Regions from separate parts of the Homo sapiens genome. Here regions 1 and 2 are each linked to region 3. Evidence: chromatin contacts called from ENCODE Hi-C or POLR2A ChIA-PET data. All regions are on one chromosome and are shown on one strand. Each heading gives the region's core, a stretch centred on a gene start or an enhancer-like site at or near the end of the contact. The rest is flanking DNA. Distances are from core to core; before and after follow the strand shown.

The links. A loop is a pair of places that touch in the nucleus more often than their neighbours do. ChIA-PET counts read pairs that join two places held with the same protein, here RNA polymerase II (POLR2A). Pooled maps may share reads with other maps.
Region 1: a loop to region 3 is called in a map of HepG2, with 6 times the contacts of the local background. The contact joins two enhancer-like sites. A Hi-C loop is called at or near these places in 4 of 168 maps with a recorded cell type or tissue (Caco-2, Calu3, HepG2 and 1 more), 5 of 37 single-sample maps with no recorded cell type and 11 of 50 pooled maps. POLR2A ChIA-PET finds 5 or more read pairs at or near these places in 2 of 52 experiments (HepG2 and activated T-cell).
Region 2: a pooled map shows a loop between it and region 3 (2.4-fold over the local background). The contact joins two enhancer-like sites. A Hi-C loop is called at or near these places in 1 of 168 maps with a recorded cell type or tissue (Caco-2) and 1 of 50 pooled maps. POLR2A ChIA-PET finds 5 or more read pairs at or near these places in 2 of 52 experiments (AG04449 and WTC11).

What each region holds. Positions count from the first base shown.
Region 1 is chr2:207,818,426-207,821,676 of GRCh38, reverse strand. PLEKHM3 (pleckstrin homology domain containing M3) reads left to right here. Exons shown (of 8, transcript NM_001080475.3): 8 at 1-389. Among named protein-coding and RNA genes, the nearest start is that of FZD5, 50 kb to the right of the region's middle. Within about 2 kb of position 1,481, at least 5 of the 41 ENCODE cell types and tissues checked have a DNase peak (open chromatin) inside an H3K27ac peak, as active enhancers do.
Region 2 is chr2:207,795,511-207,798,568 of GRCh38, reverse strand. No RefSeq gene overlaps it. Among named protein-coding and RNA genes, the nearest start is that of FZD5, 27 kb to the right of the region's middle. RefSeq lists enhancers at 851-1,835, 1,836-2,821. Within about 2 kb of position 1,473, at least 8 of the 41 ENCODE cell types and tissues checked have a DNase peak (open chromatin) inside an H3K27ac peak, as active enhancers do.
Region 3 is chr2:207,973,131-207,976,220 of GRCh38, reverse strand. All of the region lies in intron 3 of PLEKHM3 (pleckstrin homology domain containing M3), which reads left to right. Among named protein-coding and RNA genes, the nearest start is that of PLEKHM3, 51 kb to the left of the region's middle. Within about 2 kb of position 1,785, at least 2 of the 41 ENCODE cell types and tissues checked have a DNase peak (open chromatin) inside an H3K27ac peak, as active enhancers do.

The sequences.
Region 1 (3,251 bases), core at 232-2,731, 150 kb after region 3:
AAAAAACTTCTGCAAAACTTGTTCTGTAGCTCCTGGGTCAGGTCTATGCCATTTTTTCTTATATCTGCTCACACAGTACAGAAATGACTAAAATTTTGGGTCTGGGCTGTTATATCACTTTGTGTTAAGTTATTTGTAGTAGCTAATGTGCTAACTTATATATGTGTTCTTTCTGTTTTTTGGATTTTACCTTTTGTTTTGGCATAACTTATCTATATTTTTGTTTACATTATTTTAAAAATATCAGTAACTGTAATAATATAAAATTGAAGTTGTATTGTTGACAATACCTCTAGTTTTTAAGGTCATCTGTCACATAATTTAAGTGCACCAGTTCCTAATGTATAAAGTTCTCTCTCTCTCTCTCTCAATAAACAATGCAGAAAATACTTTCCTTTCTCATAACAACTTGATTAAAATACTGCTCTTGAGGGGGTGGTGAAAGCCCAAGGTGAGCCCTATATATTAATTCAAAGTCAAGATTTGAGCTTTATTGAAAATGAGCCACAGCCAGGTGCGGAGCCCAAGGCAGGCAGATCACCTAAAGTCGAGAGTTCGAGACCAGCCTGGCCAACATGGCAAAACCCCCTCTCTACTAAAAATACACAAATTAGCCAGGCATGATGGTGGGCACCTGTAATCCCAGCTACTCAGGGGAGGCTGAGGCAGGGAGAATTGCTTGAACCTTGGAGGCGGAGGCTGCAGTGAGCTGAGATCGTGCCACTGCACTCCAGCCTGGGCGACAGAGCACGACTCTGTCTCAAAAAAAAAAAAAAAAAAAAAAAAGAACCACTTTTAAATTATCTCAAGTATCTTACAGATAGACTTTTAAAACAATTCATCAACCTACAATATTCTCATCAGCCCTTTCCATGCTCATGAAAAATGTAGTGTAACTTTTAAAAAGATGCAGGTGTAGTGTCATGGGCCTTATTTGCTGAATCTAAGCATGATTGCTTTCAGTTCCAAGACAAAGCTGCCAAAGCTCATGCATGGATGTTCTCCCACCAAAGCTTTTCCCCAAGCCTTCTGGCCCTGATTCCATTTCACCATTCCTGCACTCTCCAAATTAGATGGCCAAGTGCCAGGTGGCCAGCTAGGCAAAAGTGTTGGTCCTTCCTTCAGGGACCATATTTTGGGAGCAAAGAAGGAGCAAAGAGTGGAGAGTAAAGAAAAACTTCCTCCTCAAAACGGCAGCTCTCTGGGAGTTGAGAAATGATCAGAAATATCTGCAGGGCCTCATGCCTGGGCTGACCCTCACCCACTCAAAAGGCCAGGGGTACAACAACTATCCACTTGGAACCTTTAGAAGGCTCGATTTAAACTCACTTTCCCAAAGGAAGACATGGAAAAGAGACTAGAAAAGGTTCTTCTGGTAAAACATTTACCAAGATGAACCCTGAGCCTTACACCCTAAGACACACCTAAACAAGTTTATGCCTGGCCCCTCCCACTCCACCCTCAGGAAATCGGCCTGGGCTCACACCCACTCTGTCCAAGAAATAACTGGACTTCGTCGTCACACGAAACCTGCCACAATCCACGATAAAGAGAAACGGGTTAATGTTTCACTGAACCAAACTAGACATACGATGTAGTCAGAGCCTGGATTCATAATCAGATGAATCACACAGGACAGGTTAGCTTTCCCCCAGTTGTAGGAAACTGGCAAGGCTGGATAACTCCAGGAAGTTCTGACATCAAAGAGAAGATAGGCAAAAATGTGTCAGAACCGTGGAAAGAGACACTATTTTGTTCATCTCTTATCCTCAGGAGATGAGGATGATTGAATCTCCCTTAATTGTTTCCCATGTCCTGTTCTTTGATGACGGCTCAACATGATGGTTTAAATCCATGGTTCCTGCATTCGAAACACAGAAATAAAAGCAAAATCTCCGGGCCTCATCACAGACAATTGACTCAGAATCTCTCCGGATGGGGCTTGAGTATTTGTATTTTTTAAAAGCTCCCTGGGTGACCCGATGCATTCTGGAGGTGAAGAACCACTAGCTTAAACGAAGCAAGTTGCCTTGAAATAAACATTTGTTTGCTGTATTGATGGTCCACAGTGGGAACAGTGCCAAGAGGAATTGGAAGGAAGAACCGCGGTAGCTGCCCTGCAGTTAACAGCTGTTGCTTCTCTTCTTCCTAAAAGTCACAGCACTTTGGAACTTGCTGCTCATGGACTGCAATTGTTTGCATAAAGCCTTACCTTTACACCCCTTTTATTTTCTTCCAGGGTGTGATTAGCATGTATTTATCAGTATATCTCATTGCCAGAGAGCATTAGTGAATAGAAGTGTCCAGGTCGCAGCTGCAGGCAACTAAGCTGGCCTAAAAGGAGAGCTCTGTATGCTCCCATTCATTTTTTCATTCCTCCCAGTTATCCTGTGATTGGTCCTCAAATGCATGTGAGAGTCCGCTCCCAGTTGAGGCCAATCCAATGAATGTGAACCTCACACTCTGGATGGTGGTTTTTAAAACAGAAAATCACACCAGGCGAGGTGGCTCATGCCTGTAATCCTAGCACTTTGGGAGGCCAAGGCAGGTGGATCACCTGAGGTCAGGAGTTGAAGACCAGCCTGGCCAACATGGTGACACCCTGTCTCTACCAAAAATACAAAAATTAGCCGGGCTTGGTGGTGTGTGCCTGTAATCCCAGCTACTCAGGAGGCTGAGGCAGAAGAATCACTTGAACTCGGGAGGCAGAGGTTGCAGTGAGGTGAGATCGTGCCACTGAACTCCAGCCTGGGCAACAAGAACGAAACTCCATCTCAAAAAAATTAATTACTTTAATTAAACAAAATAGAAAATCACTAGGTGCTTCTTGCCCAGAAAGGCTTAGGAAATTCAGGAAATCTTGGGCTATGTCCAGATTCATCTTGCTTCCATAGAAGAACTAAGGTTTTGGGGAGGTTTTTTTTGTTTCTTTTCTTTTTTTTTTTTTTTTAAGCTCTGTCTCCCAGGCTGGAGTGCAATGACACGATCTTGGCTCACTGCAACCTCCACCTCCCAGGTTCAGACGATTCTCCTGCCTCGGCCTCCTGAGTAGCTGGGATTACAGGCATGAGCCACCACGCCTGGCTAATTTTTTTTTTTTTTTTTTTTTTTTTTTTGAGACGGAGTTTTACTCTTGCTGTCCAGGCTGGAATGCAAGGGCACGATCTCCAGCTCACCTCAACCTCCGCCTCCCAGGCTCAAGCGATCCTCCTGCCTCAGCCTCCCGAGTAGCTGGGATTACAGGCATATGC
Region 2 (3,058 bases), core at 224-2,723, 180 kb after region 3:
TGGCCTGTATCTTGTGCTGACCTCCTATCTCACACTGTGACTTAGAATGTCTTCACCTCCTGGGAATGCAGCCCAGTAGGTCTCAGCCTTATTTTACCCAGTCCCTGTCCAAGATGGAGTCGCTCTGGTTCAAACGCTTCTGACACCACCATGACCAGTTTCAAGTTACCAGCATGATGTCGCTAAATGGAGAGTTGGGAAAAGCAGTAGACTAGCACACTATATTCCACAGAACTTCTACCATACAGATACAACAGACGTAACCTCCAAAGCACAGATACAAACACAGTCAAATAATTAGTAAGTGATGAGTTCTGTGTATTTATTACCTTTGTTCTAAACATAATTTACTTAATTATAAGTTTATGTAATAAACTTTTTATTTATTTTTTTTTTTAGGCACTCTCACTCTGTTGCCCAGGCTGGAGTGCAATGGCGCTATCTCAGCTCACTGCAACCTCCGCCTCCTGGGTTCAAGAGATTCTCCTTCCTCAGCCTCCCGAGTAGCTGGGATTACAGGCATGTGCCACCACATCCGGCTAATTTTTGTATTTCTAGTGGAGACGCGGTTTCACTATGTTGGTCAGGCTAGTCTCGAACTCCCGACCTCAAGTGATCCACCCACCTCGGCCTCCCAAAGTGCTGGGATTACAGGTGTGAGCCACCGCGCCCAGCCTATTTATTTATTTTTTGAAACGAGGTCTCATTGTGTTCCCCGGGCTGATTTCAAACTTCTGGGCTCAATCAGTCCTCCCACCTCAGGCTTACCAATGGCTATGTTTAACCATTCGCTTACTAAATTCTTTTTTTTTTTTTTTTTTTTGAGACGGAGTCTCGCTGTGTCATCAAGGCTGGAGTGCAGTGGCACGATCTTGGCTCACTGCAAGCTCCGCCTCCCGGGTTCACGCCATTCTCCTGCCTCAGCCTCCCGAGTAGCTGAGGCTGGGACTACAGGCTCCCGCCACCATGCCCAGCTAATTTTTTGTATTTTTAGTAGAGACAGGGTGTCACCGTGTTAGCCAGGATGGTCTCGATCTCCCGACCTCGTGATCTGCCCGCCTCGGCCCCCCAAAGTGCTGGGATTACAGGCTTCAGCCACCATGCCCGGCCACTAAATTCTTGAAGTTTAACAACCAGCTCTGGCTTCCTCACACTGCTGTCTCTAAGTCTGTTCTTTCTCACCTGTGAATTGGAAAGCACAGCAAGCAATCATGCTTAGAGGCGAGGATTAAAGAAGAGTGTGCCCTTGAGTGCACAGGAAAGAGTTCGTGACTGTTCTTGGTCAAGAGGACCTCAAACAGAAAGTTACTTGCTCCCCCTGGCTGGGCCAGGAGAGCAGCCATGTGGGGCTTGTAGCAACTCACTGCACACAGGGCAGCCGTTTTCAGAATTCCAAGGGGAGAAAGCAGCCAGAAAAGGGTGTGAGCTCACCCTGTAGGCCCAGGAATTGACCCTTGGGCCTGGCTTGAGAAACAAGAGCTAAGCAGTCAGGCAGCCGGCTCCACCCCTCCACTTTACACAGAGGCCACTTACACTGTTTGCTAAAATCAAGACCCTTCTTTTGAGGTAGATCAGGTTACAGGTAAGGTGATTATTGTTTCTAATGGTCTGCAAACAGCTTCTCAACTGTTAACCCCTCCAGCATCTGGGGACACTTGGACAAGCCCTGCCTGGGCAGAGCTACTCAAGCCCCCTGAGCTCAGAGGACTGAAATATGTCCCAAGAACGGGGCCGGAGTTAGTGGGGTCCCAGGCCAGCCAACAGGTTGAGGCTGAGCGCTCGGCACCCATCTTCCCCAAATAGCCTGTGACTCCCTCCTGGCAGTCTCATTCCTGGGAGTTTAAGCCAGGGACTGGAGAACTCATTTGGCTTTGGAGACAAGCCAAATCTTGTCTGCAGAGCAAGTAAATAAAAGAGGCAGGATCAAGTGGCACTACATCCTTTGTGCCTGTCAGACTCTGAATTCTAGGCCCCCACTGCCCATCAGTGGGAGCTTGGGCAAGTTACTAATGTTCTCTGTGCCTCAGTTTCCTCATAATGTATAATGAGGATAAAATGGTATCCACCCTGAGGAGTTATGGGCCAAATTATAGGCAAATGCATGGAGAGCACTTAGCAAAATACCTGGCACATAACAAGTACACAATAAATAGTAACTGCTATTACTATTATTTTAGTAATATTTTAATGCGTGTAGATATTCTTTTTTTGTTGTTTCCTCGAGAGAGAGTCTTGCTCTGTCGCCCAGCCTGGAGTGCAATGGCACGATCTCAGCTCACTGCAACCTCCACCTCCTGGGTTCAAGTGATTCTCCTGCCTCAGCCTCCCAAGTAGCTGGGATTACAGGCATGTGCCACCATGCCGGGCTAATTTTTTGTATTTTTAGTAGAGACAGGGTTTCAGCATGTAGGCAAGGCTGGTCTCGAACTCCTGACCTCAGATGATCCACTCGCCTTGGCCTCCCAAAGTGCTGGGATTACAGGCGTGAGCCACCACACCCGGCCGCATGTAGATATTCTTATAGTTAATAAAATGCAAATCCATTTAGAAGCATTGCATTTAATTAATATGCTTTTCTTTTCTGTATTTTCCCATTCAGTAGATATAAAAAGTGTCATAAAGGGCCATCTTTGGGGTGTTTAGACTTTTAAAAACAGTCCTCATTCTTGGGAAACCACTGATCTAGCCTATGAGAGATCAGCACTGTCTCCATGTACCTCAAGAGGGCTCAGGCCCATGAAAGATGACAGGATTTTGCACAGTTGAAATGGGAAAAAAAGGCCAGGCACGGTGGCTCATGCTTGTAATCCCAGCACTTTGGGAGGTTGAGGTGGGTGGATCACCCGAGGTCAGGAGTTTGAGACCAGCCTGGCCAACATGGTGAAACCCCATCTCTACTAAAAATACAAAAATTAGCTGGGCACGATGGCAGGCGCCTGTAGTCCCAGCTGCTCGGGAGGCTGAGGCAAGAGAATTGCTTGAACTCAGGAAGCGGAGGTTGCAGTGAGCCACGATTGTGCCACTGCACTCCAGCCTAGGCAACAGAGCAAGACTCTGT
Region 3 (3,090 bases), core at 536-3,035:
ACAGTCAGTAACTGTCATTGATCTTGACCTTGTCAAATCGTCTTAAGGTGAAATCTAGAAAATCAGTCTTGACAGAAAATGTGGGGGTGGCTAAAAGCGGAGTAAATGATGATTCAGCAGATGACCACTGAGTCACTATGGGCTTATGCCCATCATGGGGAAGCCCAGGCCTTCTGGAACTGCTATGTAAGGATGAGATGCAAAGTGGAGTTTGAGGTCAACAATCTTATTTTGTAAAAGCTTGTTACTTCATCTTTCCTCTACTCCCCATTCTTTCCACCTTTCCTGAAACAGTAAAATTACCAAAAAAAAAAAAAAAAATTGTGCCAGGTGCAGTGGCTCACACCTGAAATCCCAGCACTTCGGGAGGCCAAGGCAGGTGGATTACTTGAGGTCAGGAGTTCAAGACCAGCCTGGCCAACATAGTGAAACCCCATCTCTACTAAAAGTGCAAAAATTCGTCAGGCTTGGTGGTGGGTGCTTGTAATCCCAGCTACTCAGGAGGCTGAGGCAGGAGAATCACTTGAACCCAGGAGGCAGAGGTTGCAGTGAGCCAAGATTGAGACTGCACCACTGTACTCCAGCCTGGGCGACAGAGCGACACTCCATCTCAAAAAAAAAAAAAAAAAAAAAAAAAAGCTTTTAAAACCTCACTGAACCCGATCTAGATATCTGTTATAAACTAAATAAAATTATTTTCCTTCCATTAAACCCCACAGTTTGTGACATTAAATTTACCATGAGAATGGCTTTAAATGGAAATCTGATTTGGAAGGTTTTAATTCAAGTCTATTAGGTTTAACATGTTGTTTAAAAATCATCAAGAAGCTCACCACCAGCCAAAACCACATTTAAAATTTTGTCCTTGCTCCTGCATTGAAAAAAGCCAAATAAAGGTGGCCATTGAAAACCCACGTTTTGAACTTAGGTTAGTTATGATGCTAGTCTTTTCTATGGAAAATAAATTACCCAGAGTGAGGACTGAGTGAATCATCCTTGCTTTGACTCAAGGGCCTCAGTGATTGTGGACCAGAAACTTGCAGAGTGGGATCAGAGAGACCAGAAACACTGAGCCAGTTAAGAAGCTCTACTAGACTGGGCGCGGTGGCTCACACCTGTAATCCCAGCACTTTGGGAGGCCGAGGCGGGCGGATCACAAGGTCAGGAGTTCGAGACCAGCCTGGCCAATATGGTGAAACCCCGTCTCTACTAAAAATACAAAATTAGCCGGGTGTGGTGGTGGGCGCCTGTAATCCCAGCTACTCGGGAGGCTGAGCAGGAGAATCGCTTGAACCTGGGAGGCGGAGGTTTCAGTGAGCTGAGATTGCACCACTGCACTCCAGCCTGGTTGACAGAGTGAGACTCCATCTCAAAAAAAAAAAAAAGAAGCTCTACTAGTTTATATATATGTATCTGTAGGTATGAAAGACCTGTGTTAAGTCACCCAGATACTTTTGGAAAATGGTTTTGAAATGATGAGATACTAGTTTTAGCAGTTTTTTAAAAAAATAGAAATTACTGACATTTCAGTGTCTTATACTAGTACATATATTTTTAAGTTCAGACATTCAATAATAATTTACTAAGTGCTTACTCTGGACATCCTGGAATTATGGTACACTTCCGTGGCTTTAGATTACAGACGTGGTCAGCAAATCTGTTGTGTTATTGGAGTAAGGAAGAACAGCTCAGCTTAGTTCTCAAGATGTGGAGATTGGAGTAGCTGAATCAAGAAACTTTCTAGTAAAAGAGGGAAGAAAAGCCTCAGGTATTTCACAAGAGGTATTGCCTAATTCACCTCCCTCTCAGAAGTGTGCCTTCTGATGGAGTGTGCACTGCCCATGCTCTGCACTGCATTCGTAGCATTCCTGACACTCAAGAGGAAGGAGAAATGTAGGTAAGAAGGTGCCATTCAGCAAGCTCATTCGCATCCGGCAGCTGGAGAAATGAAATCAGGAAAAAAAGAAAAGTGAGCAAAAGAAGGAGAAGGAAGCTGAGTAGAAAAGAACAGGAAACGTATTATTATAATATAATGGGCAGGAATAGAAATTTCTGGCAGCTGCCTTAGTTAGGTTCCATATGATAGGATGCTTCCCTTTGCTGTCTAAATTTTGTGCTCACGAAATTTGGCTTGTGGAGGATAGGTTGGGTAAGGGTAGTAGTACGGAATCAGGGGAGGAAGGCAGTCTAAAATTTATTTGCACTGCTTGACTTTTAACTTTGTGCTTTGGTTCGGAGTTTTAACGAACGGGGCAGAGAGAGACAGGTTTCTAATTTGGGACAGGGAGAAGTCAGTCTTATTTTGTATAGTGTGGCACATTCCAAAAAAAAAGAAAAGAAAGAAAAGCTGTTCCATTTATATGCCCTTTCTTCCCTCAGAAAGTGCTGCATTCAGTTGCTTTGTGATACTTGTGGTTTACCAGGTTGTTTTTCATACCAGCACTTGAACTCTGGTTTTCTTTCTTTTTTTTCTTTTTTTTTGAGATGGAGTTTCGCTCTCGTTGCCCAGGTTGGAGTGCAATGGCATGATCTCGGCTCACTGCAACCTCCGCCTCCTGGGTTCAAGTGATTCTCCTGCCTCAGCCTCCTGAGTAGCTGGGATTACAGGCATGCGCCACCACGCCTGGCTAATTTTGTACTTTTAGTAGAGATGAGGGTTTCTCCATGTTGGTCAGGCTGGTCTCAAACTCCCGACCTCAGGTGATCCGCTTGCCTCAGCCTCCCAAAGTGCTGGGATTACAGGCGTAAGCCACCGCCTGTGCCAGGCTGAACTCTGGTTTTCTAGGTAAGAATACTTTATTTCCTGATCTCCTGTAGGGGGCAGAGTCTCAAAAGAAAAAGGCCAAAACCTGTTAAGCAAACTTCTGAATGTTTTTTAAATTACCTGGGAGACTGTTCATTATATCAGAGATTATTATAGCAGATGGAACGTTAAAAATTGATCTGTGTTTCTCACAAACACAGTTAATCTAAACCAGCTGCTTCTTCCTTTTGTACCTATGTCTTCTAACTTTGCATCCTCATAAAAACACACCTTCAGTGAAAAAGCTGGTGGCATAGCATGTTGATCTTCCAAAATGCCAAAAACTT